Regions from separate parts of the Homo sapiens genome. Here region 1 is linked to region 2. The links are chromatin loops, found by intact Hi-C in ENCODE. Cell type or tissue: PC-9. All regions are shown on one strand. Links, peaks and the distances in the headings refer to the core of each region. The heading gives the core; the rest is flanking DNA.

Region 1 (15,368 bases), core at 3,010-8,009, 47 kb after region 2:
ACACGGATGCGCACACACACATACACATGCATACTGACACTCCCACAGGGACACACAGACCCACTCATGGATGCACATGCTCACACACATGCATGCACACTGGCACACACACGGGCCAACTTACACGATACACATGCTCACACAATTTACACAACTTGCACATGGACACACACTCACTCTGGACATTCTTTCATACTCACACTCACTCTCACACTAGTGGGCACACTCACAGACACACACACGGGATGTCACCGAGCACCACGTCACCCGTCCCTCCAGCTTCCACATCCTCCCCCCAGTGCCTGGGGCCTCCCTGGACCTCCTTCCCTGTGGCAGAATCCTCACGGTGACCCCTCTCCTGGCGGCCGCCTTGGGGAGCCCATGCCTGCCTCTGGGCTGACACCCACCCCTCCCACCACGCTCAGCCGCTCTGCGGGAGGAGGGTCTCGTTGCGCTGGTTTGCCCCTTGGCTCAGGGGAGTTCTCCAATAATTCTCGCTGAACACTCACCTCCCGCGAGCTCTGCAGGTCAACTGGCTGTTCTCATGTTTGTGCAAGAGGTGTGGGAGTGAGCACTTACACGGCCAGGCCCTGTGGTGAGCAGTAAAGGTCCCAGGTCGCAGGGCCAGTCTTCAGCGATCCCTGCTAGAGCTCAGGTCTCCTGGCAGGACAGCAACACAGCCTGGGGGCTGCTGCAGGCTGGCCTGGGTGTGTGGCAGAAGCGGCCCTGAGGCGCGGCGCGGGGCCCACCTGTGTTCGCCACACTCCCGACCAGGTGCTGATGCCAGTGGCGTGTCCCCTGCCCTGTGGGCCCCACTGAGGTGGCCCAAGACCTTGGGCTTATGACACCACATCCCTGTACACCCTGGGTCTCAGACGCTGGCCCCGGCCACCTCTCAGCACCTTCTCTTTGAGCTTGGCAGGCACAGAGGGAGGCGCGGGATTGGGGTCCCCACCCCGGCTTCCTGGAGGACCTGGACTTTCCTCCTGCCTGTGTCTCCTCCCCCTGCAGGTGGGAACCAGGCTCTGGGTAGCGCCTGAGCGGGTTCTTTCCCCAAGGCGCTCCCGGGACAGCTGGTTGCAGCCCCAGAGCTGCACCAAGCCTGGCACACCCACAGTTTGATTGGCCCACAAGTGCGCTTAGAAGTCACTTGTGTGGCATGAGGGGACCTTGTGGGGCTGGAAGAATTGTGTGTCTTGATCATAGTGGGGGGTGCAAGAAACAACACGCATGATGAAACTGCAGGAAGTACACATACACCACTCACACACACACACAAATGCACACAATACACACACAAACACACACATAAACGCACACAACACACACACAAAAACACACAAACACTCCACATACCCACTTACACACATAAACACACACCACGCGCCACACAAATATACCACACACTACACACACACCCCCACACTGTACATACACACCACATACACACACACCACACAAACACACTACACCCCCACTTACAAACACACACCACCTACACCACACACAAACACACATCACATGGCACACAAACATACCACACACTACACACACACCCCACATTGTACATACGCACCACATACACAAACACATACCACACAAACACACCACACCCCCACATACACACACAAAGTCACGCCACATACACCACACACCATACAAACATACCACACACACAGACATACCACATACACATACACATAGATACCATACCATACACACTACCCACTACATACCACATATACATACCCCACACCACACACACATACACACGCCACACTGTACACATATACCCCCCATACAAAATACAATCCCCCAAACACACACCACATACACCATGCACCATACATACCACACACTACACACACACTTCACACTGTACATAGACACCACATACACACACATACCACACACACAAACACACCACACCCCACATACACACAAACACAAACCACATGCACCACACACCACACAAACATACCACACACTGCACACACCACACATACCACATACACACACATGCACACACATACAACATACCATGTACACTACACACTATATACCACACATACATACCCCACACCACACACACCCACACGAGTGACATGTGAATAAGCTCTTGGTCCATACTGGTGCCAGATGCCTGGGTGTGACGTGACGACACCACTGTATGTGTGGCATATAATGTGGTATATAATATACCATATGGTATGTTGTCTGTGTGGATATGTATGTGGTATGTTTGTGCAGTGTGTGGGGTGTGTGTAGTATGCAGTGTGTTTGTGCTGTGCAGTGTGTGTGTGGGTATGTGGGGATGTGGTGTGTTTGTGTGTGGTATGTGTTTGTGTATGAGGTGTGTATGGACAGTGGGATGCGTGTGTAGTGTGCGGTATGTTTGTGTGGTGTGTGGTGTGTGTGATGTGTTTGTGTGTGGGAGGGTGTGGTGTGTTTGTGTGGTGTGTGGTGGTGTATGTAGTGTGTTTGTGTATGTGGCAGTGTGGTGTGTTTGTGTGTGTGGTATTTGTATGTGGTGTGTATGTACAGTGCGGGGTGTGTGTAGTGTGTAGTATGTTTGTGTGGTGTGTGTGTGTATGTGGAGGTGTGGTGTATTCGTGGTTGTGGTATGTGTATGTGGTGTGTATGTAGTGTGGGGTGTGTGTAGTGTGTGGTATGTTTGGTGTGTGTGTATGTGGGGTGGGGTGTGTTCGTGGGTGTGGTATGTGTATGTGGTGTGTAGTGTGGGGTGTGTGTAGTGTGTGGTATGTTTGGTGTGTGTGTGTATGTGGGGTGGGGTGTGTTCGTGGGTGTGGTATGTGTGGAAACTGGGTGAAAGGCACATGGGACATCTCTGTGTTGTCTTTGCAACTTCCCGTGTGTCTGCAATTGTTTTGAAAGCACGCATTTTAAAGCAAGAATCCGCCGTTGACAGCTCCCGCCAGCGGCTGACCCATTTCTCTGCGTCCTCCTCGCTGGAACCCAGCCCTCTGCTGCCCGAAACCCCACAGCTCCCTCGGGCCTGCACGGGGCCAACGTGCCGAGCCTCTCTTGTCCCCAGGCAGCCTGTTCTGAGGGGCTCACCCACAGCCAGACCGCATTCATGGCTGCGCTGAGCACGGGCCAGGGAGAGGCCCCGGGGTGGTGAGTGTGAGAAAGGGCACTCGGGGGCAGGAAAGGGCACTCGGGGGAGGGAAAGGGCTTGGCCTGGCCCAGGGGGCAGGGGTTGCGGAAGCCTGGGCTGGCCCCGTAGCAGTCACCTGCCCAGTGTCTTTTGGGAGGAACATGAGTAGAACAGAGCCAGCTCTCTCAGGGCCTGCCCCGTGTCCCGTCCCACCCAGCCTTGGGACAGTCTCAGGACGATCCTGCAGGAGGCCGAGCGAGGCGGCCGTAGCTCACGGTCCCCCTTCCGTATCTTCCAGGCTGTCCGTCGCGTCGGCGGCGCAAGTGGAATTGGGATGCATTCGAGTCTGTAACTTCTGAAACCTGAACAACCTCAGGAGGCCCCCACCTCTGCCCTCCACCAGCGTCGAGAGAAGGGACAGCAGTGACATCGGACAGAAGACCCGGGCTCCCGTCCTCCCCCAGGACGGTCCCCACATAGGAAGGGCACTCCCAGCCCTCTTGCTGGTGACATTGTCATGGTCATCTTGTTTCTGTTTGGATTTTTCTTCTGGGTCTTATGTTTGGGGGGAGGTTTATTCTTTCTGAAAATGTCTAGATTCAGGAACACATTTATGAGGATTTGGATTTTGAATTTGTATTTCCCTCTAAGTGCCTTTTTTAATGTCTATTTTTTTAATAAAACAGAAATGCATTCTTGTACAATTCTGTTGAAACTGGACCAAGGCTCTCAGAAGAGGACCCCCGAGTTCCTTCCCCTCCCCCGAGCCTCTGCATGATTGTTTCAAGTCAGCCTGGAATTCTTACTTTCACGCCGCTATTCTTTTCCTTTCTCCGTGATTGCTTGGCTAGCCATTTAAAAAAAAATATTCTCTGTTCAGTGTATATGTTGCTTGTTTGTTTTATTTATTGAGATATTTTTACAAGCTAAGTGACTGCAGTGTGGCTGTGTATCCTGCTCCCCACCCAGGAAAAATAAAGACGTCCGCGCAGCCATGGTCTCCCCATCTCTGTTCTCATCTCTACTTCGCAGCTCAGGGCTCTGCCTGAGAGAGTCAGAACAGGTTGCAAGAATCACTATTACTTCACTTTAAAAGGCACGAGAGAGGATGTGAGACATTTTATGCTGTGCATGTTTGTAGAAATTTCTAGAAACTACCAACTCTAACATGGTTGCCAGTGTGAACAGACCGAGGCCTGGGAGAGCAGAGGGGGCCTCAGCCCTTTCCCAGTGCCTAGTCCTCTGCTGCTCCCCAGCAGCCTCAGCACAAGAGACCATTGCTGTCACACCCACGCCCCGCTCTTGATACAGAAGCGTGCCCATTCTGTGAGCCACCCCTGCTGTCCAAAGTCCGGGCCAGCCTTCCCTGCTGCTCACCCTGGGTGGTATTCCCTGCTCTCCCAAGCATGGCATTCATTTGTGCCACCACCTCCCTGCTTCTCTGAACGAGTCACCGTCTGCTCCACATGCATCCGTGCCATGTTGACCATGAGCTCACCAGGCAGCTGGCTAAGAATGGAGCACCTGGGTGTGCAGGTTAGGTTGGCATCCTGCCCAGAAATCCCAGAAGGAACATGATCTGCCATCAAGGAGAGTCAGCCTGGGTCTGGTGCAGGCGGGCACCTCTGCATGAGGGCAAGGGCTCTATGCCCTGCCCGCTACCTCCTTACCATGCCAGCACCCATGAGCACTGGGGGCTGGGTGTTGCTTGTGGACCCCAGGGTGGAGGCTTCCAGCTCTGGAGACTGAGAGTCACCAGGTCACTACCCTGAGCCACCAAACGCATGTCTCCTGGGGGACATCTGGTACCGGGGTCTGCTGGGTGGAGCTGCCCACCAAGCAGTGGACACACAGAGCCCACCCAGCTCCTAGACAGAGGTTCTGGAAGTAGGGGTCTCTGGCAGGATGGTGGTGGCTTGCGAGCCTCATTTCCCACTCCCACCCTGTCCCCAGGTCCACCACGGCAAGGACAGGAGCTCCGGAAACACCAGCATGGCCTCAGCTTCCATCTGGCTCCTGTTGGTGACCTTGATGCAGCACTGGCTTCCACTGGGGCTGGCATCACCGGGAGCGCCTGTCTAGGTCACAGATCCTTGAAGCACAAGCGCCAGAACCCACTGCATGCAACAAGCACACAGACACACACACACACACGCCCAGATCGCACATGCACATGCCACACACATGCATGCACACACACCACACACACATGCACACCACACACACATGCATGCACACACACCACACACACGCACACATCACACACACATGCATGCACACCACACACACATGCATGCACACACACCACACACACGCACACATCACACACACATGCACACACACCACACACACGCACACACCACACACACGCATGCACACACCACACACACATGCACACATCACACACACACATGCAGGCGCACAGACCACACACACAATGCGTGTGAACACACTTGGCACACTTCAAACACACGCACACGTACCCAGGTCACATGAATGTATGCACATACAACCAGCATACACATGCACACATGTGCACACACGAGACTCTGGGGAGATAGAATGGGGCAGCTGTGGTCCCAGCAGTGAAAGGCCCTGCCCTCCCCAGTACTGTCTGGCATGCTCTGCTGAGGCCCGTGGAGGCCACGAAGACTATGAAGGCCACGGTGCCCTCCCTCCTGACGTGATTCAAATAGAAATAATCCCAAGTCATGTAATGCAAAGCTGGCGGACAGTGGGGCCAGAGGAGCCTCTTTCTTGGTTTCCAAGTTGAAAACTTCGTTATTCCTCTGCCCGGTGCCCTGAGCCTGGTTTCCTGGTGAGCAACAGCCTCTTGTCACCTCTGTGGGGGACCCAGCCCTGTGAGTGCTCACACCGAAGCCCCAGGCAGAAGGGGCAAGGAATGAAAGGGCCCCGTGCAAATGAGGGGGCACCCTGGCCCCACGTGGGAGGTCAGGGATGGAGTTCAGTGGGGGCCTCAGAGCAGTGACCAAGCCGGGGGGGTCATCCCAGGGCCTCCCTGCGGCGGCCGCCTCTCCGGGCATCACCGCCTGCTGCCTGTTCCCAGCCCAACTGCTGCACACTCTGGTAGCCACATCAGGGTGTCCTCCTCCCCCAGCCCTGGCCTCTCCTGGGGTCTCTCCTGGGGCTTTTGTCTCCAACTCTGGGCATCCAAGGAGCGGGTCACCGACACCTTAGGCTACGTGGAAATACGCGGCTGTGGACACGGGCTCACTTCCTGTTTTCACCCCCACACACACATTCCTGGAAGAGGTGCCGAAAGACGCTGGCTTCCGGAACACGTGTGTGTGTGTCTATGGTTCCATACGCACGCTGGCACGCGTGTATTTGCATGTGTGTGATGCATGTCTATGGACTATGGACGCAGGTACCTGCTCTCCCATAACCTGCTGCTGGCTCTCCTCCCCAGGCATGTCGTGGGGCCACTTCCCTGTGCTGGCTCCTGCTCTGGGGTCTCACAGCTTCTCTGGGGTCAACCAGAGCCCTCTGCAGTCACGGCCCTGAGAACAGACCTGAGTGAGCTGGTGTGCACATGTTTTCAGGGTCAGATGACTGGTGAGTCCGCAGAACAGGAGACTGTTCCGAGCCCCAGGGGCTGTCTAAAGGAAAACCTACCCCAAACCCATCTCACTTCCGCCTGTGTTCAAAGGCAGCCCGACGGAGTCCCCAGCTGTCAGGTGACCAGGTCAGCCTGAGGAGCCTGGGTGCAGACATGTGGGGTGAGGGGACCTGGAGGGGGCGGCAGCACTGCCGGGACCCCTGCACCCAGCCAGGCCCTGGCATCGCAGACCATCCTTGAGGGAGGGCCGCTGGCCAGGCAGGTGGGGGCCTTGAGTCTGAATTTCCCCGCAGGGCGAGACATGCTGGGGGCGGGGGCTCCTTTGCAGGTCCTCAGCCTCAGGTCTGAAACACAGCCTTGGGCCTGTGCAGTGGCCAAGACCAACACGTCTTGATGGAAAAGTCTCACTCTTTGATTTTGAAAGTGACTGCAGACAGAGGTGGGACTTCCAGGTTGTAGCTGATGGAACACAGGCCCCATGGGAGCCGGGAGTCATGCGGCAGCAAAGAGGCAACGGGAACTCAGCCCCAGGTCAGCCGTCTCCCTGCAGCCCCAGTGCCATCTGCAGGATGCTGTGTGGCTCTGAGTGACATAGTTTGGAGGGTTGCTGGCAGCCCTGAGCACCCCAGAAGAGGAGGTGGGGACCCTCACAGGAGACCAGACAGCCTCTGGGTAAGGCAGAGTGGGGATGGGCTGTCTGGAAGAGTGAGGCCTGGGTGGGCAGGGTGGGTCCTGGGGAGAGGCAGTATATTCCACGTGGCTACAGAGGCCAGGTGCAGCCTTGTGTTATCCTGCACCTGCAGGGCCATGAAAATGGCTGTCAGTCATAGAAACGGTGCCATCGGAGGCTCGTCGAACACCTCACTGTGTGTGGCATGGGTATGCCTGTGGGCCGCCACACGTAGGGGCCAACGTGTACAGAGGCAATCTGCCCCACAGATGCCTTCAACCCACAGGCTAAGATGCCACGTCGTCTGGGGCCAGGACCATCTGAAAGAGGGGGCACCCAGAGCAGTCACCACATGCAGAGGAAGAGTACGGGGCATGTGGCCTGCTCCTGTGTACCGTCCCTGCATCCTGCTTCTCTGTAGGCGGGGTCACCCACACTCTGTCTCCCTCTTAAGCCCTTTGGCTTGGGGTAAGACAGATCTAACCCTCCATCCACGGAGCACCGCCTCACTGCCCACACAGGACCGGAGCCACCTGAGCTGCAAAGTCCAGAGCAAGTGAAGGCCCAGAGAGTACAGTGATGACAGCCCTTATGGGATTGAATGTGGGCACCTCATAAACCGTAGTGCAGAGGTCCGTTCTGACCCCCAGCCCGTAGGAAGACTCAAAGTGTCCTTTCCCTCAAGGAACCCGACAGCTGCCTGGGAGTGTCAGGGCTCTTTAGAAACAGCCACGCCCTTTGCCTGCTCATGGCCACACTGGTTTGTACCCCGGTGGACTTGACTTTCCACCTCCAAGCACCAGTCTCCCTGAGATGAAGCCCCCAATATCTACTTCTGGGTCTGCTTGCTGCCGACTGCCAGTTCTGTCCTCCTGAATAAAGACTCTCATCCTGACCTGGGCTGGGCTCGGGGCTGCCTTTTTCCTGCCGCCCCATCCAAGGCTGAGTGGACTCGCCCATCCTCCACACATATTTCCAGCAGGTCTCATCACTCGCTGACTCAGTGACCCAGGAAACAGGCCCGACTGCCGAAAGAAAGTGGGGAGGGCATGAGTGGGAGCCAGAGGAGGAGAGAGGGATGGGAGAGGTGCTGGGGTGCATTGGCCAGGAAGGATGACCAGGCCATGCCCGGGTTCCGGGGGTCTAGGGATGAAGCGTGGGAGGGAGCAGGGAGGGCAGGAAGCTGTCCGGCAGCTCTGCATTGCAGGAAGCGTGTTTAGGTGTGACCGGTTACACATGCATGATTATCAGTGTTTCCCCCTGAAATCCTCCAAAAGATATGTTTACATCTAAACCCCTGGAACCTGTGAATGGACCCTACTTGGGAAAAGTCTTTGCAGATGTAATTAAGTTAAGGATCTGGAGATGAGACCATCTGGATTTGGGGTGGCTCCTAAATCAAGGACGGCCTTACAAGAGAAGGGCAGTGGGAGATTTCAGAGAACACTGGGAGATGACAGAGGCAGGGATGGGAGTGACGTGTCCACAAGCCAAGGAATGCTGGAGAGCAGCCTGGAACAGGCGCTCCCTCCGAGCCTCCAGAAAGAACCAGCCCCGCCCACACCTTGATTCAAATTTCTGCCCCCAGAACTCTGGGAGAATCCACTTCTGAAGCTATCAGTTTGTGGTTGTTTGGTGCAGCAGCCACAAGGAACAAATACAGCCCCCGAAAGTGACATCAAAGAAGGAATGACCTGTGAATGCGCAGGAGAGGGGGACAGGGGCAGCCTGCAGACAGGAGACCCTGTGAGGCTCATGGAAGATGAGTGGGGAAGGGTGGGCAGCCCCTCGGCTGAACCTCGAAAGAGGAAATGCAGCAGGGAGGCCTGAGTCGGGGAAGCTGGACCAGCAGGCTGGTCCCAGAAGGACTGGGGACTGGCAGGTGACAAAACCTCTAATTCTGAGGTACAGCATGGGGCTAAAGCTGCAGGACCGGCTGATGATCTGCAAGAGACACGGGGAGACCCTCTTCCTAGCTCAGAGTTGATGACCACTCTCCCCCACTCCTGCCAGCTGGAGGGGTCCAGGAAGGGTCTGAACCCCAGCACAGCCTTGTGGAGCAGGTGGGAATGGAGGACTCGGGGTGACTCTAGGAGGCTCCCCACTTCTCCCCTGCTCAATGCCAGCTGCTGGAAGCCCAGCCTTGCCTCTCCAGGCAGGAGGCTGGAGAACCCCTCTCAGCTTCCGTTATAAATGGACACCCGGGACAGACAGGCCAGAACAAACACACAGAAGAAGCACAGAGGAAGGGGGAGAAGCACGTCAGAGGTGCCGCCGGAGAGAAGCTCCCATACCTCCGAGATACAGCGACCGGCGAAAAAGAGAACTGAGAATTCCAGTGATCTCCTGTGAATTAGGAAAACCATTTCTTGAATGGAAACTTTAGTAGCAGTTTTGGAAGATGAAATGAGAGAAATCATACGCAGCAGGGCAAAAAGACAAAGAGAAGAAGAAAAACAAAACAAAACAAAACAAAACAAAACAAAACAAAAAGATTTGAGCACGAATCCAGGAAGTCCAATGAGGAGTCCCAGAAAGACAGAACAGAGAAAAGCAGGATTCAGAGCTGAGAGGCATGCGTTTCCGGGTTGAAAGGGCCATGGGAATGTCCTACACCGAGAAGGAAAGGAGGAGGGAGGGAAAGAAGGAGGAGGGAGGGAAAGAAAGAAGGAGGAGGAAGGGAAAGAAAGAAGGAGGAGGGAGGGAAAGAAGCACTGCAGGAGTGGCACACGCGGTGCTGATGTCGAAGCGCCAGTTCTAGGATGATCGAGGGGGCTAGTAGTTATCGTCCCTCTCCCCTGCCCAGGTTCTGGGCAATTTGGAAAAATAAAACAACAGAGAGGCGGGAGAGGGCTAAGTGTCACCTTTACAATCAGTGGAGGCTCAGCCAAGGTCAAGACCGTCTGTGGCAACCCAGTGGGCCTGCCCTGGGGTACCCAAGCCCACTGCCTTGCCCACCCACCCAGGCTCTGGGACTAGAAGGAAGGTGGGGTGGGCTGCAGGAGCCCCGTGATTCTTTCTGAATCTCCAGGGACATCACTGCTCCACGCTGGAACAGAGAGAGCCATGGCGGGGAGACAGGCTATGGGAGACCCCACTGTGGAAACAGGAGTGGGGAGAAGCCAGGCCCCCTGGCCTCAGCAAAGCCTTGGAACCGCATTGGACGGCCCCACCGCAGTGCTGGGACAGTGGGGTTGGGGTGATGCCTTCCACCCCCGGTGTGTGGACCCAGGTGTCCTGTCAGTTGTGAGTGCCGAGTAAAGACATCAGCAGCAGCCCCAGGCCTCCCCACCAGGGCCTGGCAGGACACCAGGCCCACGCCCAGATTCCGTGGTTTGAGGGAAGTTTGACCAGAGCTATGTGCGAGGTGTGGCAGAGTGTGGGGTGCTCACAGCCAGGGTGGCAGCAGGTGGTGAGCTGCCACTGGGGAGGCGTGGTCGATGGAGCCCAGGACACTCTGTGGAGGCTCCTGAGGGCTGTGCATGACAGAGAAGGACAGAGCCAGGGAAGAAACTCTGGCTTGCTCTCCTCCCACCCACCGGTCCCCTTCCACAGGCCCCCACTGAGCCCCAACCAGAGGGGAGGGAGCCCACAGACACAGCAGGTGGGCACAGAGCAGGGATCTCCGGGGCAAATGGGAGAAGGTCAGCTCCCCTCCCCGCTGTCCTGGCTCAACAAGCTCCCCCAAAACTAGGGCAAAAACCAGCAGATCTGGGGAGCAAACGATCCCACCTAGACAGCAACATCCCAAGCAGGGTTCCAGAGTGGCCTTGGGCAAACCAGCCCAGTGTTGGGTGCGTCACCAAAGAAATGTCTGCAAGGAAAGCAATGGCGCTGAGAGACCCCGGGGGTTTTGTGTGGGTTTTTTTGTTTGTTTGTTTGTTTGTTTTGTTTTGTTTTGTTTTAAGCAAAGTTTGGAGCTGAATTAGTGAAAAGTTCATAAAAAGCCACACACGCACCAAAAAAAGAAAAAGAAAAACAGGAAACAAACAATGATTAACTTTAAGAAAAACGAAAAGTTTGAAAAGGAAAGAAGTGGGATTACAGTGCAGTATGTGATTTCGTTTTGTGAACTGTGATTGATTGTATCACACAGCTATAACTATGGAAACAGTAAAACAGATTCAACTATTAATTAAGACTTAATTTTGAGAGGCACACGAGGAGCAGAAACAGGTGGGAAGGTGGATGTTAAAGAGCTGAGTCCTCAGCTCCAGGTGTAGAAAGACAGAAGATCATGTCTAGAACTGAAGAATTCATAAAGAACGTTCTAAGAATGTTATTATTATTATTATTAGTATTTGAGATGGAGTCTCGCTTTGTCACCCAGGCTGGACTGCAATGGTGCAATCTGGGCTTACTGTAGCCTCCGCCTCCCGGGTTCAAGAGATTCTCCTGCCTCAGCCTCCAAAGTAGCTGGGATTACAGGCACCCGCCACCACGTCTGGCTAATTTTTTGTATTTCTAAGTAGAGATGAGGTTTTGCCTTGCTGGCCAGGCAGGTCTTGAACTCCTGATCTCAGGTAATCCGCCTGCCTTGGCCTCCCAAAGTACTGGGATTACAGGTGTGAGCCACCCACCCCCCACAGCCTAAGCATGTTATTTTAAAATGTGGAGATAAATACCAGAAGAAATGGATAAAAACGCTGAAAGAGCCCTCCCAATGCTCGGGCTCTGGGATGTGAAAGGGAGGGAGAAAAGAGCTATTTTCCATTTTAAGCTTGTTAGTATTTTAGGATAGATAGATAATAGGTAGACAGATAACAGGTAGGTTGGTAGATAGATAGACAGACAGATAGATAGATAGATAGATTCATCTGAGATTAAAAGCTTAAACTTAAAAATTACACCATAGTGAAGAGGGAACCCTTCTACGCTGCTGGTGGGAATGTAAACTCATACAACCACTATCGAAAACAGTGTGGAGATTCTTTAAAGAACTAAAAGTAGAACTACCATTTGATCCAGCAATCCCACTGCCATATCTACCCAGAGGAAAAGAAGTCATTATACGAAAAAAATACTTACACATGCATGTTTCTAGCAGCACAATTCACAATTGCAAAATCGTGGAGTCAACCCAAATGCCTGTCAATCAACGAGTGGATAAAAAACTCTGATATATATATATATGGATGGATATATATATATGATGGAATACTATGCAGCAATAAAAAGGAATGAATCAACAGCATTTGCAGTGACCTGGATGAGATTGGAGACTATTATTCTAAGTGAAGTAACTCAGGAATGGAAAAACCAAACACAGTATGTTCTCACTGATATGTGGGGGCTAAGCTATGAGGACTCAAAGGCATAAGAACAATACAATGGACTTTGGGGATTTGGGGGGAAGAGTGGGGGCAGTGAGGGATTAGAAGACTACAAATATGGTGCAGTGTATACTGCTCAGGTGATGGGTGCACCAAGATCTCACAAATCACCACTAAAGAACGTACTCATGTAACCAGATACCACCAGTACCCCAATAATTTATGGAAAATAATTACACCATAGCAGAGAGATTTTAATGGTCGTTGTGTGGTAATAAAGAGGCCCATGTCTGCACACACATTTCAGGCTTTATCAGTTTTACCATGGGGCCCTTCTAGGGTTCAGTCTCGTCTGCCGGGACAATTTCCCAGCGCCACGTCCCCCTGGTGCTCAGTCGCAGCTGTGAAGTTGGATCCATCGGTCAGGAGAGACTGACTCCTTAGGTGTGCCTGAGAAGATGGGAGGAGTCAGGAGCAGGGATGTCTGAATGGGGACGATGCACTAAGCGGCCGGTGTCTATGCCACAGTCACCTTTGCTTTCTCACACACTCGTTGGACAGAGAGGACTAAGCCCATAAAAAAGCAAGTAACAGGGACTCTCTTCTTTATCCCCAATTCACAGAGAAGCACACAGAGTTCTGGAGAGGTGAGCTGACTTGCCTGGGAGTAGGGGGCTGTGATTCCAGTGGGGCCTGCCTGACTTCCAAGGCTCCAGAGCTTGGAGCCTCATGCCACCTCCTCCCCTGTCTGTGGGCACAGGCATGACTTGATGTGAAAAGCCTGGAAAGTAAAGTGGATCTGTCTTAAATGCACTGCGAGAGGGTCTAATTTAAAATATGTCTTCAATGCATTTTAATCAAGTATTTCTCTTGCAGTGAGAATGATCATACCCCAGTGTGACAGTTTCATATCAGATCTCTTCAAATTGTGTTATCTTAGAGTACTCACCCGTGTATGCCTCCCTTGGCCAAATGAGATAGTTCCTTAATGGACATTAAAACTGTGCTCTGAAAAGCTTGTTGAAAATATGGACAGAGGCACGTAACATGTGGGTCACTGGAAGCATTTTCCAAAAGGCACAATCTACATCCCTGTGGGTCTCCAGGACTGACAAAGCCAGGAGCCCCATTCCAGGAGGACATGCATCATAGAAAAGGCATCAAATAAGACATTTACATAGCAGGCCCGGCCTTTCATTTAGCAACAGCTGGGACGGCATTAGGCAGCCCATGCTCCCACAGTGGCCTCAGTCCTTATGAAAGAAATAGGACCTGTTGGATTAACTCCTCCTAAACTGAGCATGCCCAGCAAGCATTCATACTGGAGGACTCTCCACCAGGAACACTGGGGCCAAGGATTTATATTCCAACAGACAGACCCACCTTCCCATCTTCTTGGCTTAGCCCGTGGCAGCACGTACCTTCAACCTGCGTTTTAGTGACCCACCATCTGTACCACTCCATCTGCTTCAATATCCCCTTTGCTGACATCATCTCCACTTTGGACGGTGGTGCTGGAGAAGCAGAAACACTGTGACTCTCTCCTCCCTGATCTGAAGGGGAGCTGGGAGGGCTGGGCCTGCAGTCTTGAGGGGCTTGGGGGAGTCTTGTCTCCGTAAGCTACCAGCTCTCCAAGCTTCACGAGCAATGGGGTGGAGATGCCCAGGAAATGTGCAGAGGGAAGAGTGCCCTGTGCTCTCTGAGGGAAGAGTGCCCTGTGCTCTTTGAGGGAAGAGTGCCCTGTGCTCTCTGCTCCCCTTCCCTACCTGGGGGCGGTGGATTCTGCCTTTGCTGGCTCAGTGCCTGGACTTGCATGGTGAGGCCTCAGGGCTGGTGGAGAGACAAAGGTGGAGAAGTTGGGACAGGGTGAGGACTGGAAGTGGCTGGGAGTCATCTGCGGAGGAGAAGGAAGGACAGGACAGGAACAAAGTGGGAGGCGGAAGGAAGTGCAGGAGTGCTGGGGGCTGGGGTATTTCTGGGTTCAAGGCTGAGAATGAGGGGAGCAGTTTCAGGGGAGTCATAGCAAGCAATGTGGAGAGTGGCCAGGGAGAGAGAAATGTTAAGATTTTGCTGTGCGTTCGGAGTACACCTTCCTCCCACAAGCCTCTTGGGACTTCAGTAAAGATTTGAATTATTGGGGCTGCTCTGCCTATGGAGTAGCTATTCTTTTATTCCTTTACTTTCTTAATAAACTTGTTTTCACTTAAAAAAAGATTTGAATTATTTTGGCATTAGACGGTGTGATGATTAATTCTATAGTCAGCTTGGCTGGACCACGGTGCTAAGATAGCTCGTCAAACATTACTCTGGATGCACCTGTAAAGGTGTTTCTAGATGAGATTAGCCTTCGAGTAAAGCAGGTGGCTCTCGTCAAAAGGGGTGGGCCTCACCCAATCAGTTGAAGGCCTGACTAGAACAAAGAGATTGACCAGCCTTGAGCAAGAAGGAATTCCACCCCCAGACTGCCTTAGGCCTCGAACTGTGACATGAGCTCCTTCCCAGGTCTCCAGCCTGCCGGCCCACCCTGCAGAGTTTGAACTTGCCAGCGTCAGCCAGTTCCTTAAAATAGCTCTCTTCTGATGTGCACACCTTGAGTGGCTCTGCTCCTCTGGAGAACACGCACTAGTACAGTTAGTGTCTTCATGAAGATGTAAGTCCTGTATTAGAGGGGCCCCTGGAAGGGACAGGCAGGTGCTAAGCTCAAGGCACCCACAAGGGGACACGGTT
Region 2 (16,986 bases), core at 5,200-10,199:
TGACGGGCGGGCCCTCCCATGAGAGAGGAAGAGGGGAGCAAGAGGAAGGACGCTGCTGGCTGTTTGCAAGTAGCTGTCCCACCACCCTGGCACTTCCCTGGTCCCTGAGGCTGGACGGGCCTTGGAGCCCATCTTCGCTAAGGCCCAAGTCACCTATCAGCTCGTGCTGATGAATGTCTGAGCATGAGCCCAGCACGGCTCAGCATTTGCCAAGGTTAAGGAAAGGAAGTGGTAACTCAGCATTGATTTCCTCCCCCTGGATTTAATAGCGATAGATCTAAACCTGCAGTCAGATATCACTTTGAAAGCCTTGGCTCATCTAAAGACAGCTTCCAAGAGACGATCAGGCCAGGCCACTGCTGCGGTTTGCAGAGGAAGCAGGACCAGCCCTGTCTTTGCTGAAAGAAGCCAAACGACCATCTTGTCTGTCTCGTAAAGCATCCTTCTGCTTGAATAGCAGAGCTCTTTGAACGGCAATAAAATATTACATTGAGGCTGGGCGCAGTGGCTCATGCCTGTCATCCCAGCATTTTGGGAGGCCAAGGTGGGTGGATTACCTGAGGCCAGGAGTTCGAGACCAGCCTGACCAACATAGTGAAACTCCATCTCTACTAAAAATACAAAAATTAGCCACGTGTGGTGGCACACGGCTGTAATCCCAGCTACTCAAGAGGTTGAGGCAGGAGAATCACTTGAACCCAGGAGGCAGAGGTTGCAGTGAGCTGAGATCGCGCCACTGCACTCCAGCCTGAGCGACAAAGCGAGATTTCATCTCAAAACAAACAAACAAACAACAAGCAAACCAACACCATTACATTGGGCAGATGACAGACTTTGTCCTCCCGGCTGGTTCCTCCAAAGCCAACTGGCCTGGGGGTTCTCTGTACCAGGCTCTTGGACAATCAGCTTGTGTTGTACTGTTTCCTGAAAGTTGCAAATATTGTTGAATGTTAATTACATAATTTCACTTTTTCTAACCAGAAAGAGGAAAAGAGGAAGTGGGGAGGCAGAAAGTGAAGCTGCTGTGCATTTCTGCCTCCCTGGGCGCATCCACCGGGCTTTCTCCTACTTGGTTCATCACAATGTGAAACCATAATTAACTAATTCTGAGAACTTTTAAATGCTTGTGACTATACATGATCGGTGTGACTCTCTACAACAGATTTTGCAATTAATTGAAGTCACTGTTTCTGGAATAAGTCATATGGGATTCTTCCCTTTAGTAAGCTTTTTTGAGGTGGTATTTTTCTAATTTGGGAAATTTTAATTAGGCAGAAACCAAAGGCTGTTGACTTTGCGAGAGGCAAGCTAGCTCCCCAAGTGACTCTCTTGGTCAGAACCCATTGTCTTGTGTCTGGGGGATCCACGGTTCAGAATAAGACTTGACTGAAGTTAAGTCTTGACTCAAGTTAAGCAGTGGAGAACACTTTTCTGCCCTCAGCCTTGCAGTTTCCCATGTGGTCCGAGGCAAGTCATGGCCTCTCTGGGCCTCAGTTTCCCCGTCTGTAAAATAATGGACTAAGTTTCTTATAGCCCTCTGGCTACTAGAATTCTAAGAGCCAATATAACCCTGCAATTCCACTGCTAGGTATATACCCCAAAACACTGAAAACAGTTTTGTTCAAACAAAAACTTGTACATGAATGTTCATAGCAACATTATTCACAATAGTCAAAAGACGGAAACAGCAAAGTGTCCATGAACTGAGGATCAGTAAAACGTAGCCCATTCGTACAATGGAATGTAATTCAGCCATAAAAACAAATGAGGTTGGGCACAGTGGCTCACGCCTGTAATCTCAGCACTTTGGGAGGCTGAGGCGGGTGGATCACCTGAGGTCAGGAGTTCAAGACCAGCCTGGCCAACATGGTGAAACCTCATCTCTACTAAAAATACAAAAATTAGCCGGGTGTGGTGGCGGGCGCTTATAGTTCCAGCTACTCGGGAGGCTGAGTCAGGAGAATCGCTTGAACCTGGGAGGCAGAGGTTGAAGTGAGCCGAGATTGCACCACTGCACTCCAGCCTAGGCAACAAGAGCGACACTCCGTCTCAAAAAAAAAAAAAAAAAGTGTAATATGTGCTACAGCATCGATGAACCTTGAAAACATTATGCTAAGCTCAAGAAGCCAGATGACTACATATTGTGATATTTGGGATTTCATTTATATGAAATGTCCCAAATAAGCAAATCCATACAGGCAGAAAGGAGACTGGAGGCTTCTCGGGCTTCATGGGAGGGGGTGTCGGGGGTGAGTGCTGAACAGGTGTGGAATTTCTGTTTGGAATAATACAAAACGCTCCAGAACTAGGTAGTGATGATGCCTTCACAACAAGGTGTATGCACTAAATTCCACTATGCTTTAAAAGCTCAAATGATAAATTTTATATTGTATGTATCTTACTACTATCACCAAAAAAAAAAAAAATCCTACTTCCCAGACCATGTGCATCTCTGGTAACTGAGGTGTTCAGTTGGGGGTGGAGGGGCTAAGGGGCTAAGCGTTCACCCATCCCTCACTTTTCAGAGATGTTATCCAGTTTATCCTCCTGCTTCAGCACTTATCCAACTCTTCTAGTTGTGCCTAAGAGCATTTTCGACATCTAGTTCCTAATGTGTTTATTCACACACACACATGCATGCACGCACACGTGTGTCAAACAATTCTGAGGCACACTGTTTCTTTTGCCTGCCCTCTGCTTTTTGTGACATGTTGAGTACACCTCTTGAAGCCTCTCCACAGTAGACTGAGTTCTCACCCTCTGGGGGCCGAGGCAGAGAGGGATTCACGCTAAGCCTCCATGCTGCTTGCAGTCAGCCTCTAGATGAGAGCCAGGAGCATTTGCCATATCTGTAGTGGGGGAGTCTGGTACCTGATGGGAAGACACACAAGGGTGGCCCATGAGTGCACACCTCTCGCCTCCATCAGCAGGCTGTCCACAGCCCAGGGCTCGTCTGCCCGCTCGGTGGACCGCTTCAGGCTGGTTCTGGGCTCAGAGGCCCTCAAGGGGTTGGTGCCACCTCCAGAGTCATGGGATTCCTGCTCTTCGTGTGTGCAGGTGCTGCTCCCAGAAGACAGGGAGACACCTGGAGACATCAGGAGGGTGGCACTAACTCGTTCAGCACCAGTTGTGTGTTTTCCTTCGGTTGCTCATTTTTCTTTTCTTCCTCCCTGATCTGTGCACCCTTTACATGCTCCTCAGCCACCTGTGTTTGAGACACTGTCAAAACCGCCCACCCAAGAGGGATGGGCCAGAGAGCTGCTCTGAGTGCTCCCTCAGCCATGACCCCATCCTGTTTCTTTTTAAGACATCATCACCTTTGTGGCATTATTCAGCCAGATTTTGAGACACTGATAGAAGCCCCAGAGATGGTGTTGGGCTCCAGGATTGTTTGAATTTTCAGAATCCAAACTGAGGGATCAGGAGAACTTGGAGCAAATCCCAAAGGATCTCACCAAGGGTTGAGTTGCCAAAAGCAGACAAAAACTGTTCCGGGCCAGGCGCAGTGGCTCACGCCTGTAATCCCAGCACTTTGGGAGGCCGAGGCGGGTGGATCACCTGAGGTCAGGAGTTTGAAACCAGCCTGGCCAACATGGCGAAACCCCGGTTCTACCAAAAATACAAAAATTAGCCGGACGAGGTGGTGGGCACCTGTAATCCCAGCTACTCGGGAGGCTGAGGCAGGAGAATCGCTTGAACCTGGGAGGTGGAGGTTGCAGTGAGCCGACATCGCGCCACTGCCCTCCAGCCTGGGTGACAGAGCAAGACTCCACCTCAAAACAAACAAACAAACAAAAAACTGTTCTGTGTGATGCTGCTGTTCCCCCATTCCCAGTCCCATTGCTGAGCAAAGAGGAAGCCACCAGGGAGGAGGTGCAAAGGGAAAGAGATTCCCAAAAGCTGCCAAGAGAGAGGACTCCAGATGGAGATGGGAGGACTGGCCGCCGGGGCCCTGGCCTCTTCCTTAGTTAAGTTGTGCAGTCGGCTTGACAGGAACATGGGTCACCCTCAAGCCAGACACATCTTGGTCTCATGGCCCCCATCAGTCACCGCCGCAGGGGTTCTTCCCACAGCTGCCGAGGCGCAGAGCCCAGCTGCTTTGATTCATGAGCACGATATTCACATTCGTAGCACAGCACACTTGCTTTTCCTGGGGGATGCTCTGCTCTCCTTTCCGGCCACTTCTGCTTCGTGGTAACTAAATTGGAGGCTCTACCATGTCCAGCCTGTGCTCTGTATGCCTGGGGGGACACTGGAGCCAGCGCCCAGTGAGTGTAGGGTAACTAGAAAGGGCACCTCCATCACTGATTTTCCAACTGACTTTCAGAGACACCATCTGGATGCTCTGAGGCAAGTCGGCACCCTTAGGCGCCCGGTGGGGGTAGTGTTCCGCCCTTGTCTCCTCCACTCCTCCTCCCTATCTCTATCTCACTATCCCTGAAGGTGAGACCGTGGTGTCAGAGAATGCACTGAGTCAGCGTCCCTTTTAGCACACCTGCCACCACCTGACTAACAGCAAAGCCAGGCTTCCTGGTGAATCCCGTTACAGCCGTCCCGTTTATCCATGGTTTCGCTTTTCGAAGTTTCAATTACAGACAGTCAACCACAGTCCAAAGTTATTAAATGGAAAATTCCAGAAGAAAAATTGATACATTTTAAATTGCACACCATTCTGAGTATCTTGATGAAATCTCGAGCTGTCCCGCTCCATCCCCCCAGTCTCTGGGTCATCAGACAGAAAACACATACAGTATATATAGGGTTCCGTACCATCCTTGGGATCGAGCATCCGCTGGGGGTCTTGGTGTGTATCCCTGTGGATAAGGGGGCCTACTATAATTTCATCCCACTGAGGTGCCATGGCCCAGGCCAGCAGGGACAGTCACAGCTGTGGACGGAACACCACAACCACACGTGGACGGAACACAGCGGGACATCAGGCCAGTGTCTTACAGGTGGCAGTGGTGAACATCCAGTGAGCTGAAGTGGTGTTTACTAATGCAGGCCTTTCCGACCATCTGCTTCCAAAAGCTGACCATTCCAAGTCCAGCAATCATAAATAAAATAGCAAAATAATAACTCACTAAATTAAAATTGTAAACTTTTATATACCAAAAAACTATGACAATCAAAAATTTTAGAAGAACCAGGAAGAAAATATTTACAATCTGTTTTGCAATGGGTTAATGTTCTTACTAGAAAAAGGGCCTTTAAAAAATTTAAAAAGACAATTACCCCATATGGGCAAAAAATATGAATTCATAAAAGGAGAAATTCAGTTGGTCAATAAACGCGTGAAGTGTTGAACTTCAACAATAATCTAAGGAATTAGAAATAAAACAGAAGGATATTATTTTTTATTAAATTGGAAAAAATACATAATTATAAACCCCAGTATTGAGGAAGGTGGGGGAACCAGGCCATCCTATTTGCCAGAGGGAAGAAAAGCTGCACAAGCTTTCTAAAGGAATTTTGATGGTAGGTAAGAAAAGATCTAGGACTGGAAATACCCTTTGCATGAACAATTCCACTTCTAGGAATTATCTTAAGTGAATAATGGCAGAGCTGCCGAGCAACAAAGAAATTCATATCAGCTTCATTAATATTGGCGACAAAATTAAAATGTCCTGGGAAATAGGTGGGATAAACTCTGCTTGGTCCATATGCTGGAACACTATGCAGTCAGCAAATGTGTGTTGTAAGTGGATGTTTAATAAAGTGACGGCCATGATTGTAGGATGGAGCAGTTCATACGATCTCAGGTTGGAAGATCAAAGTGTGTGTGTGCATGCACGGGTGTGTTTGTCTGGAGAGACAGTGGCAAGAATGAATGTCTCTGGACCAAAAGTTGATGAAAGAGCTTCCTTTCCTTCTTATGTTTTTTTTTTTTTAATTTCTAGATTTTCTACAGATGCCCTGTATTACTTCTGCAATTTGAGAACACAAATCCAGAGGTGCCCAGTGCTTTGTAAAGATAGTGTGGCAGGCACATGCTGACCGACCCTCCCTCCAGAGAAGGGCAACTACTCCCAGTCCCATCATAAGGTGGTGCAGTGAAAATACAGCTGCCATCCACATAGGAATGCCCTCACCGCAACCCCCACTCGGTGTTAGGACTTAGGTACTTGCTGAAGTAATACAAAAGAGTGGCCTTCAGAATATATTTTTGTATCTTCTGCAATCTACATTAAAGATGCCCGTCCATCATTTTCAGAAGAGGCCTTTCGTGTTAGGATAATTCAGAAGGATGCACCCGGAATGTACCAGCGCGGCTCCCTGATGGAGCTGGCGACGTCCTTTGGCAGTGAGGGCTGTGCGGTTTCAGCTCTCCTGGCTGGCCTTTACCCGCTGGGCAGTTCCCAAATGGCGCTTCATGATGGGACTGGCGCTCATCCTCACACTGTTAGTGTTAGCATCCTCATTTCTTCTGCCTTTTTTTCACTCCTCTCTACGTAGTTGGGGATATCTGTTGTTAACCATAAACCACTTCAGCTTTGGGGAAGCAAGTGGGAAAAAACCTCAATGAACCCCTTAGCTGTTCCCCGAACCCAAATTGAGAAGAGGTGCTTTGACCCCGACTCACTCAGTGGAGCTAGAAAAAGCCCTTTCTTAGCTACTAGAGACGTTTTATTCACTTTTTACCAGGATCAAAAATGAAAACCACGTGTCCCCCTGGCCTTGTATGATGAATGACAAATGTGTGGGACTGAGGAGAGGTCGGCCGTAGAGTAGGTCTACCCCCTATCCTGGGGGCATCCCTGTGTGCCAGCTTCTCCAGAACCTACAGGGAGGAAGCACCAGGCGGCACCTCCCCAGAGGCTGGAGACCAACCAGGCACAGAATCTCTCATTTCCTTTCAGATTCTTCGCCATAATCTAATTTTCGTTAAGCCTGTCTTCCTTTACACCCTGGGCTACATTTGACGCATATTTCTGGCAAATTCTGGGACCACCTTTGCCAGATGACCAAATCCTTTTCGGAGAGATGACTGAAATATTTGTAAGTTTCCATCAGCATGGGGGGAAGGGGCTGGAGGTGAGGGGGGACCTCTCGGGCTGTGCCGTGGTATCCTCTCTTCTCCACATTACACCCCAAGCACGCGACTGTGAGCGGCGATCGGGGCCTGATCCTCAGTTCGAAGACACAGATGCTCACTGCTGTAGAGACATAAAGAAACCAAGAGGTTAACTGCCAGGGTTAGTCCCCTCCGCGGGCCTCCTGCATGAATCAGAGCCGACTGGGAGCAGGAGTGACTCAGAGCCGTGGCTTTTTGTCCTCTGGCTGTGCAAATAAACAGAGCAGGAAGGTTTGAATGGGCCAGGCCTGGAGCAGAGTGCAGGGTTGGAGGCGGCTCCCAGTTCCAAGGCGCGCCCCACCCGGCCCCCAGGCCAGGTCAGCCTGGGGAGGGGAGAACTAAGGGCACCAGGCAGCCCACCCGGCCCGGCCAAGACCAGCAGGACAGGGGCCCAGAGGCTGGTACCCTCCGAGGTGCGGGAGAAGAGGAGGTGGGAGGGTGCGGGGCCGTGGCTTGCTCTGTGGGGACACTGCCCTGGGGTCCACCCTGCCGCGGGGTCCACTTGGTATAGGCACCCACCAGGCCTGCACCCTACCCTGGGAAACACCTGTGGGGCTGTCCCCTTCTCTGAGCATCTGTGAGGGGTTTTCCTCTCCTTAGGGACCCCTGGAAGGTCCAGAGTGCAGGGTGTGTGGCCAGGCCAGGCCTGGAGATCCGCCAGGAGCAGAGAGCTCCGGAAGGCCTGCCGGGAGGACCTGGAGGATGCATCTACTGCCAGGCTCGGTGGGCCTGGCCACCCGAGGGGCCTCTTCTCTCCCCCTGCAAACTGACATAAAGGGTTTGAGAAACGATGGCAAAGCCACACGGGGTCACTCCACTCGTTGAAAGTCCACCCAGCAAGCATGCAAGCACTGGGCAAGCAAAATTATTTTCATCCTCAGAATGGTCCAGTGAGCTGGGTGCTTTCACCCCCATTTCACAGCAGGGGAAACTGAGGGACCTACGTAACTCCTCAGCTGAGAGCATAGACAGAGCTGTGGGCAGAGCCAGGAAGCAAACCCAGCCAGTCCAATTATCTAAAAAATGAGATTTTTCCCTCCATGCCAAGTATGGCCCCATCCTACTGAGTCGGGTCATTATGTCAGGGCTCTCTGCTTTAAACGACGGCGCACAGGGACCTCCCCATGCAGCAGGGAGTACCCCGGAGAGTGAGGGGGGCCTGGATCCAGCCGGGCACCTGTTGGCGTTCCTACACCCCTGCAGTCTGCTCTCAGGTGCTCCTGTGTTGGGAGCAAGGCCTGAGGCGCTCGTGTCAGGATTCCCTGCGGGAGATCGGGTAGCTTCAGCCTGGGCACAGAAGCCTCTGGGTCCAGAAGTGAGCAGATCAAACCCCTGCCCTACTCACGTCACCCACCTGGCGTCTCCTGGCTTTGGGTGGCCCAGCCACATGCCTGCAGGTTGAGTCTTTGAATTTGCAGGGCCAGGGCCAGCTGTGCCATCTGGTCTTTTGGAACTTTTTTTTTTTTTTGCTGTGGCATTAGACAGGCATCCCCTAACCCAGAGAACCCTCACTACCACTGCTCAGAGGTCCCTTTTTATACGTGGTGCCAGTGAATACACCAATTTAGATGCTCTGTGTAGGTAGGAAGCAATCCCCACAGTCTGTGCGATGTCACCTTGTGTGGTGGAAATGCCATTCGCTGTGATGAACCCTTTCCAGTCACTCCACCGTACAGTGCCCCGCCGGGGTCGGATCGGCCCTTCTTCCTGGTCCCATCTCCCGGGATCTGCTGTCCCCTCTTCAGGCCCTTCTTTGTGTGGTTAGCCTGGGGTACCTTTCCCAGTCACTGATCTGACTCCGTCGCTTAACCTGTTAATGGAATAGCATGGACGATGCACCCCACACTGCATCTGGTGTTACTGGGACCCACTGAATGTAGGTTCCTTTACCCCCATTTCACCTGCTGCCAGCAGGATGGCCAGGCCTGCCAGGCACCGCCCAGGTTCCCCATGGCACGGGCCCTGCCTGCTCTTCTGTGAGCTGCCTCTGAGCCCTGGGCACCCTCCATGGCGAGCTCCCCAGGCCAGGAGCATGTCTGTCCTTTTCACCCTGTACCCAGCACTTGGAGCAGTTGCCAGTAAGAACAGGGGTGAGGAGATGAGCAAACCCACATGCTTGTTCTTAAAGCATGGCACCTTCGGCCAGGCACAGTGGCTCACACCTGTAATCCTGGCACTTTGGGAGGCTGAGGCAGGCAGATCACGAGGTCAGGAATTCGAGACCAGCCTGGCCAACATGGTGAAACCCCGTCTCTGCCAAAAATAGAAAAATTAGCTGGGCATGGTGGTGTGTGCCTGTAATCCCAGCTACCTGGGAGGCTGTGGCAGGAGAATTGCTTGAACCCGGGAGGCGGAGGTTGCAGTGAGCTGAGATCGCGCCACTGTACTCCAGCCTGGGTGACAGAGCGAGACTCCACCATGGAAAAAAAAAAGAAAAGCACGGCGCCTTCATGTTCCATGCCTTCACGCTGCTCTCCCTTGACTGGAATCTCCCTTGTGCCCGACAGGACTACCTCCAGTGTCCCCTCCTTGGGGAGCCTCTAACCACCCTGCTGGCATTTGTGGTGACTCCTGAGGCCTCGTATATCCCCTAGCGGCCTGGCAGCTGCGACGGTTTGTCTGCCTGTCACCCCGGGAGCACCTTCAGGACTGTGTCCTTGTCATGTATCCGGATGCCCGGCTCAGCCCATGCCCTGCACAAGTGGGGGTCATGGAGGGAGCCTCTGTTTCCCCACCAAGTACACCAAGAAACTACACTGTGTCTGATGCAAACGCATGTTTTCTGTGCATCTGTGATTTACAATTCCCTGGCTGCCTTCCAAGCAGAACGCACCTGGCAGCCTGGGGGTCTTGTGTTTGCCCCAAACAGAGGAGCCAGCCTCTTGTTTCGAGGGCCTTTTCCGTCCTCGAAGCCAGCAGCTGGAGGGAAGGAGGCTGGCTGTAACATTGGAGGGGCCACAACCCCCGAATTTCTTCTGCAGAAGAGAAGGGGTAGAGGTGGAGAAAGAGGGAGAGGGAGGCAGGGAGGGAGGGGGAAGCCACTGTACAGCCTAGCCTGGAGACATCTTGGGGGAAAGTGATTCATCTGATCTGGGATGGAAGATTATTCTGGGGAGTAAAATGTCCTGCCTTCAACACACACACACACACACACACACACACACACACACACACACTCCTCAGTAAAATACCCAGTTCTCACCAGGCTTTATGCAGTGGCTCTGGGGGCAGGGGCACAATAAAGAGAAGTCCCAGCCAGCTCCCGGGGTGGTGTGGGCTGAGGAAGAGGCTGGGAGGAGAGAGTTGTGGCTGGGAACCCTTTGATAAACAGGAAAGAATATTTTCACTTTGGCACAGGCCTGGCACGGAGGAGCTGTCAGCAAGCAGGCGTCCGAAGATTGAGATCACAGAGGGGTGGCCGAGGCTGGGGCACAGGCTGGATGCAAGGCAGATGCCACATGGAACCCTTAGGTATTGAGTGCCCTGAAACTAGAAACTGAAAAGGCAGTCACATCCTCATCAGAAAGAAATTGATGGTGAGTTAGGAGGCCAGGAGGGAAGCAGCCGTTCCCAGAGCTGAGGGGCATCCCTCGAAGGCGGGAGGGAGAGAAGTGGGAGGCAAAGGCTGGGGATGGCCGGATGGCCCTGGGACCAGCAGAAGGAGCAGGTGGGCTGAAGAATGTGTTGGAGCAGAGACTGTGGTCAGCGGAAGGCATGAGAGGGGCCACCCTCCTGCATGTAGTGAGGCTCGGGAAACGTGGAACGAAAGAAAGATAGAAAAAATAAATGCAGTATAATGGAAGTTCCAAGGAACACTGCAGTTAGGAAGGTGGCTGGCATTCCGGAATTACCTCCCTGACCAGTGCAGTGCCCCACAAAGGTGGCATCCCTCACACATCAGCCCCGTGCCCTGGGTTCCCTCTGGGTGCACCTGCCCAGGAGGTCAGGCTTTCTGCACGTGGCTCCCAGGGGCTCTGCTGAGAAGCCCTTAGACATCGTCTAGTACAGCCCCTGGGCCCTCTCTGGGGTGCAGACAAGCTGGTGAGCTCCAGGTCTCAAACCTGACTGCCCAAGTGCCGGGAGCCCCCCGCCCCCCAGCCTGCTCTGGTAAGCGTCGGGCTTCTGTCCAGATGACACAGCTAAGCAGGGTTTGGAAGAACAAAAAACAAAACCCAAGCCTGCCCACTTCGGACAGGGGCAGGGTGGAGAGCCTCAGTGGGGGATGGGGGACTGGCTAAGTCAGGCAGACTCAAGGGGTATGGCCAGACGGATCCCAGTCTCCTCCCATTCCACGTCCCTACATCATTCTATGGGACCACAGGAAACCAAACTGGCCCTTCTTGAGACAGAGATGGAAGATGCTGTTTCCCACAGTGGACACCAAGCAGTCCTGGCTGTGACTGTGTCTGTGGGACAAGCCGTGTTCCAAGGTTGGTGACTGTCCGTGATCACCAGCTGCCACCATGACCAGTATCCTCTGTTGCCCACACACTCGGGCATTGTTGGCTGGGCTCAGTGTGGTGCCAGTGTGGGCTGATCCACAGGCATGGTAGGGCCGGGACACAAGCCCACGGCTCAGCAAGGCTGGAGGGAGCGCTGCGTGCCGGCCGGTGCAGGGGCTTGTGTCCATTTGATTCTCAAGATGGTCCAGTGATGGAGGTGGCATCCACCTGCATTCTCTCGCATTTTCTAGAGAAAGGAAGTTCATCTCAGAGGGGTCAGTTGGCATCGGTGTCTGGGTTGTGAGAGACAGTGTCGTCCGCACCAGCATCAGGCAGCAGATGGCACGGGTAGGTGCGCGGGCAGCAAATGCTTGGCAGTTTAAGTGGTTTCCTTGCAAAGGACGAGGCTGGGGAGCACGCCACTGAGAGAAAGGCATCGACTCCTGCAAAGCCTGCTTCCGAAGCGAGCAACGTGGACTTGTTTGCACAGAATGGGAAATAGGTCCAAGTGCGGTGAGGAGTACTTTAAAGAAGGGATTTCACAAGCGGTGCTGGCACAGGCCACTGCAGCTTGTTTACTGCCACGGAGATGGAATTTCATACTTTCAAAAGGAACAATCTGGGATCTCTCAATAAAACTTCCAGGGCACAGGCAAGGAAAACAAAAATAGACAAATGGGACTACGTCGAACTTAAAAACTCCTTTGTATCGAAGAACACAACAATGAAATGACAACCTGTGGAATGGGAGAAAGTATCGGCAAATTATCCATCTGATAGGAGAGAACTATCCAGAAGAGATGCAGGACTCCTATGATTCAACAATAAAAATTAGATAGCCTGCATAAAAGTAGGCAAAGGCCTTAAATAGGCATTTCTACAAAGATGATATACAAATGGCCAACAAGCACATGAAAAGATGCTTGACACTACCACCCATCAGAGAAATGCAGATCCAACCAGAAAGAGGTACCAGCTCACACCTATGAGGTTGCCTACTCATGCCTGCAGTCCCAGCATTCTGGGAGGCTGAGGCGGGAGGATTGCTTGAGGCCAAGAGTTTGAGGCCAACCTGGGCAACCTAGTGAGATGCCATCTGTACAAAAATGAAAATAAAAAAGTAGCAGGGTGTGGCGGCCTATGCCTATAATCCTAGCTACTTGAGAGGCTGAGGCAGGAGGATCACTTGAGTCCAGGAGTTTGAGGTTACAGTGAGCTATGCACACCACTGCACTCCAGCCTGAGCAACAGAGTGAGACTGTGTCTCAAAACAAACACAGAAAATAAATGTTGGTGAGGATGTGGAGAAATTGGAATCATTGGGCACTGCTGGTGGGAATGTAAACCAGTGCTATAGAAGACAGTACGGAGGGTCCTCAAAAAATAAAATGCAGAACAAACAAAACGACAAAACGTGGTGTGTACACAGACACACCATACACCCCCCACACACACACCACACCCCATACACACCACACCCCACACACACCACACACCCCACACACACATCACATACCACACACAAACCACACACCCCACACACACATCACATACCACACACAAACCACACACCCCACACACAAGCCACACACCCCACACACACATCACATACCACACACCCCCACACACCCCACACACCCCCACACACCCCACACACCCCACACACACCACACACCCCACACACACACCACACACCCCACACACCCCACACACCCCACACACACATCACATACCACACACAAACCACACACCCTACACACACCACACACCCCACACACACCACACACCCGACACACGCCACACACACACCACACACCCCACGCACACATCACATACCACACACAAACCACACACCCTACATACCCCACACACCCCACACACACCACACACCACACACCACACACACACACCACACACCCCACACACACATCACATACCACACACAAACCACACCCCCCCACACACACAGCACACACCACACACAAACCACGCACCCCATGCACACACCACACACCACATCCCACACACTCCCCACACACATCACATACCACACACAAGCCACACAACCCCCCAGACACCACACCCCACACACACAGTACACACTACACACAAACCACACACCCCATGCACACACCACACACCCCACACACACCACACCCCCACACGCCACACACACACCTTACCCCACACACACCACACACACACCACATACACACCACATCCCTCCCACACACCACACACACACCACACCCCACACATACCCCCCAAACCCCACACCCCACACACACCACATCCTCCCACACACCACACACACACCCCACTCTGACACACACCACACACACAGCACACCCCACTCACACACATCACACCCACCACACACCCCACACACAAACACCCCCCCCACACACACCATCACCCCCCCCAACACACACACACACACACACCACACCCCATACACACCACACCCCACACACACCACACACCCCACACACACACCACACACCCCACACACACATCACATACCACACACAAACCACACCCCCCCACACACACAGCACACACCACACACAAACCACGCACCCCATGCACACACCACACACCACATCCCACACACTCCCCACACACATCACATACCACACACAAGCCACACAACCCCCCACACACCACACCCCACACACACAGTACACACTACACACAAACCACACACCCCATGCACACACCACACACCCCACACACACCACAACCCCACACGCCACACACACACCTTACCCCACACACACCACACACACACCACATCCCTCCCACACACACCACACACACACCACACCCCACACATACCCCCCAAACCCCACACCCCACACACACCACATCCTCCCACACACCACACACACACCCCACTCTGACACACACCACACACACAGCACACCCCACTCACACACATCACACCCACCACACACCCCACACACAAACACCCCCCCCACACACACCATCACCCCCCCCCAACACACACACACACACGATGGAATGTCATTCTGCCTTTAAAAAGGAAGGTTGTCTCGATAGGGACCATAGCATGGATGAACCCTGAGGACACGGTGCTGAGTGAACTAAGCTGGTCACAGACAAACACTCTATGACTCCACTTACACGGGGAACCTCGTGCAGCCGGATTCATAGAGACGGAAGGCAGAACGATGGCTGCCGGGGGCCGAGGGGAGGAGTGGGAAGTGCGTGTTTAGTGGGGACAGAGTCTCAGTCTGAGAGGAGAAAAAGAGTTCTGGAGATGATGGTGGTTAAGGTCACACAGCAGCGTGAATGTCCTTAATGCCACAGAACTCTACGCTTCAAAACGTTAAGACGGTCAATTTTATGTCGTGTATTTTACCAGGATTAAATTATTTCCGGGGATGTTTCTGCCATATTAACCGGAAGGCAGGTGACTCCTGGGCTGGGGGGGTCCCACAGTGGGTCCTGCCTGCCCCCATGCTCTCTATCCCACTAGCAGTCCCTGGCCAAGAGTCCCGGGCCACTTTATGCCCTCAGACTTGTTGCTCATTTAACCTTAGTCCAAGTGGGTGGTGTTCCAGGGTGAGATTTGGGCTGGACACTGGGCTGAGCTATGTAGGCCAGGATGAGGGCCATGCCAGTGTAGGGGGATTGCAAGGCCAGAGGAGTGGTCTCAGGTGCACCACCCTGTGCACATCAGGGCTTCCAGCACGTTCTACTTGGAAGTGATGCTTACAGATTCTCAAGAAGGTTGAATCCAAACCCTTGTAAAAATTGGGTCCTGTTGAGTGTCTTTTTGTTTGTCTGCATTTAGATCTAGTAACATTTTGGCCAACGCTGTGCAGGGAAGGGCGATGCTCTTTCTTTTCCAAGAATTGGGGTTAATAGTCCATGAATTTGATACAAATATGAGTCTTCAAGGTCATTCTGATGAAAGCTTTCAGGCATTTTTGAAGCTGTGAGTTATTAAATACGTAGCATCTACCCATGGGGGGAAGTAGGGCACAGGCCTAGCCACGGAGCAGGTACAGTTGCCACTAAACCCCTGGCACCAGGACGATTTACTGGACAGGTGACCAGTGTTGTTCCCATTCTGCAGATGGAAAGTCTGGAGGTCACGGGCATACGGCCCAGAGGCACACGCTCCGCAGATGGTTTTGCGTAGCTGGTATCATGTGGGGCAGCTGCAGGGTCCTTCGTGTTGCCCTCACATTTACTGAGTCCTGGCTGTTTGCAGTCCTTCTGCTGGGTGCTGGAGACATAAGAATGACTAGAATCTGTCTCTCCTGTGGAGGACTCACCATTCACATCCAGCCAAGGAGACAATGGAGGACTCACCATCCACATCCAGCCAAGGAGACAAATCTACTGACAGCCATTCATAACACTGCATGTAGCTGTTGTACAACAATGGTTAGCAAACAAAGAAGACAAGGATGCCTCCTCCTGGACACAGTAGGGAGGCCAGACCAAGGGGTGGCACTTTGGTGGATCTGTCGTTCAATCAACAAATACTTGTTGAGAGCCTCCCACGTGCTGGGCTCCACATTAGAGACCGGGATGTGGCGGGGAAGAAGTCAAGGCAGTTCCTGTCACCATGAAGCTTGCCATGGGAGGGGAGGGGAGGGCAGGCAGGAAACACACAAGACAGCAGATGTGGGCTTGCTGACCATGGGTGCTGAGAAGGAAGCAAGAGGATGGGGAAGGACATCTGAAGAAATGACGCTTGAGCAGAGAATGAATGGAGTGAGGGGTCCTGCCCAGGTTGAGGATTAGGTGCGCAGAGCCTGGCGTATGCTCTGGGGGTTGGGAGTGGGCAGGGGGATGGCTTCAGAGTAGAAGGGAGCTGCAGAGATGTGCACGCATGAGCGCACACAAGAGCTACGGGGTCCTGCTGAGTGAGATGTTCTCAGGAAGGTGCACACCGTGCACAAGGAATACACAACGGGCAGGTGGGTCCGAGCGCTCCTCCCTGTGCCCAATGCACGGTGCCAGGGGAGGACAGAAGCAAAGTTGGGCTGAGAGTCAGAAGCAAATCTGGGCCGAGAGTCACGCTGGTCTTGGAAAGGCTTGATGAGTGGGCCTGAGGGTACGTTCCGGAACATCTCGATACCAGAAACAAAATAATAAAAAGCCTTTGTTTGTGTCTTGCTCAAGAGAAGCTGGAGGCCTGTGATTCTTCTCCTTTACCGTCCCTGCCTCCAAATCCAGACTGGAAATGGGAACGTCATTGTGCATCAGCTCGAAACTGGGTTGGTGGCCTGCTCTAAACTTGCTGATCCATGTTCCATCAAGGAAAAAACTCACTTGCGGCTCTGTACCTCTCTGAGATGGGGTTCATGCGTTAGAGGAGTTAGCAGCCTGTTTGGAAGACAAGGGGCCTGAGCTGCATCCCAGGCAGGATGTTGATGGAGGGGATGGCGATTGTCTGTCAATGATGAGGGATGGGATCCCATGTGCAAA

What was found. Peaks named below come from ENCODE experiments on the same cell type or tissue, not always from the same donor. Only the 100,000 strongest peaks of a DNase experiment are listed, where the experiment ranks them.
Region 1: it touches region 2 in a loop (2.6-fold over the local background); 1 of 110 quality-filtered maps calls a loop at or near these places.

The regions. Positions count from the first base shown.
Region 1 is chr2:238,906,426-238,921,793 of GRCh38, forward strand. TWIST2 (twist family bHLH transcription factor 2) reads left to right here. Exons shown (of 2, transcript NM_001271893.4): 2 at 3,417-4,109. LINC01940 (long intergenic non-protein coding RNA 1940) reads right to left here. Exons shown (of 10, transcript NR_034162.2): 6 at 15,185-15,368; 7 at 14,958-15,051; 8 at 14,063-14,155; 9 at 13,303-13,422; 10 at 12,875-13,091. Among named protein-coding and RNA genes, the nearest start is that of LINC01940, 12 kb to the right of the region's middle. RefSeq lists an enhancer at 13,828-13,997 and a cis regulatory region at 13,913. In PC-9, for the core only: no CTCF peak of the experiment used is centred there; no DNase peak of the experiment used is centred there; H3K27me3 peaks cover 171 bases.
Region 2 is chr2:238,857,162-238,874,147 of GRCh38, forward strand. The region is part of intron 1 of TWIST2 (twist family bHLH transcription factor 2); the gene reads left to right. Among named protein-coding and RNA genes, the nearest start is that of TWIST2, 18 kb to the left of the region's middle. RefSeq lists enhancers at 1-468, 46-215, 7,047-7,341, 7,611-8,228, 15,673-16,177. In PC-9, for the core only: no CTCF peak of the experiment used is centred there; a DNase peak (open chromatin) is centred at 7,240; H3K4me3 peaks cover 363 bases; H3K27ac peaks cover 384 bases.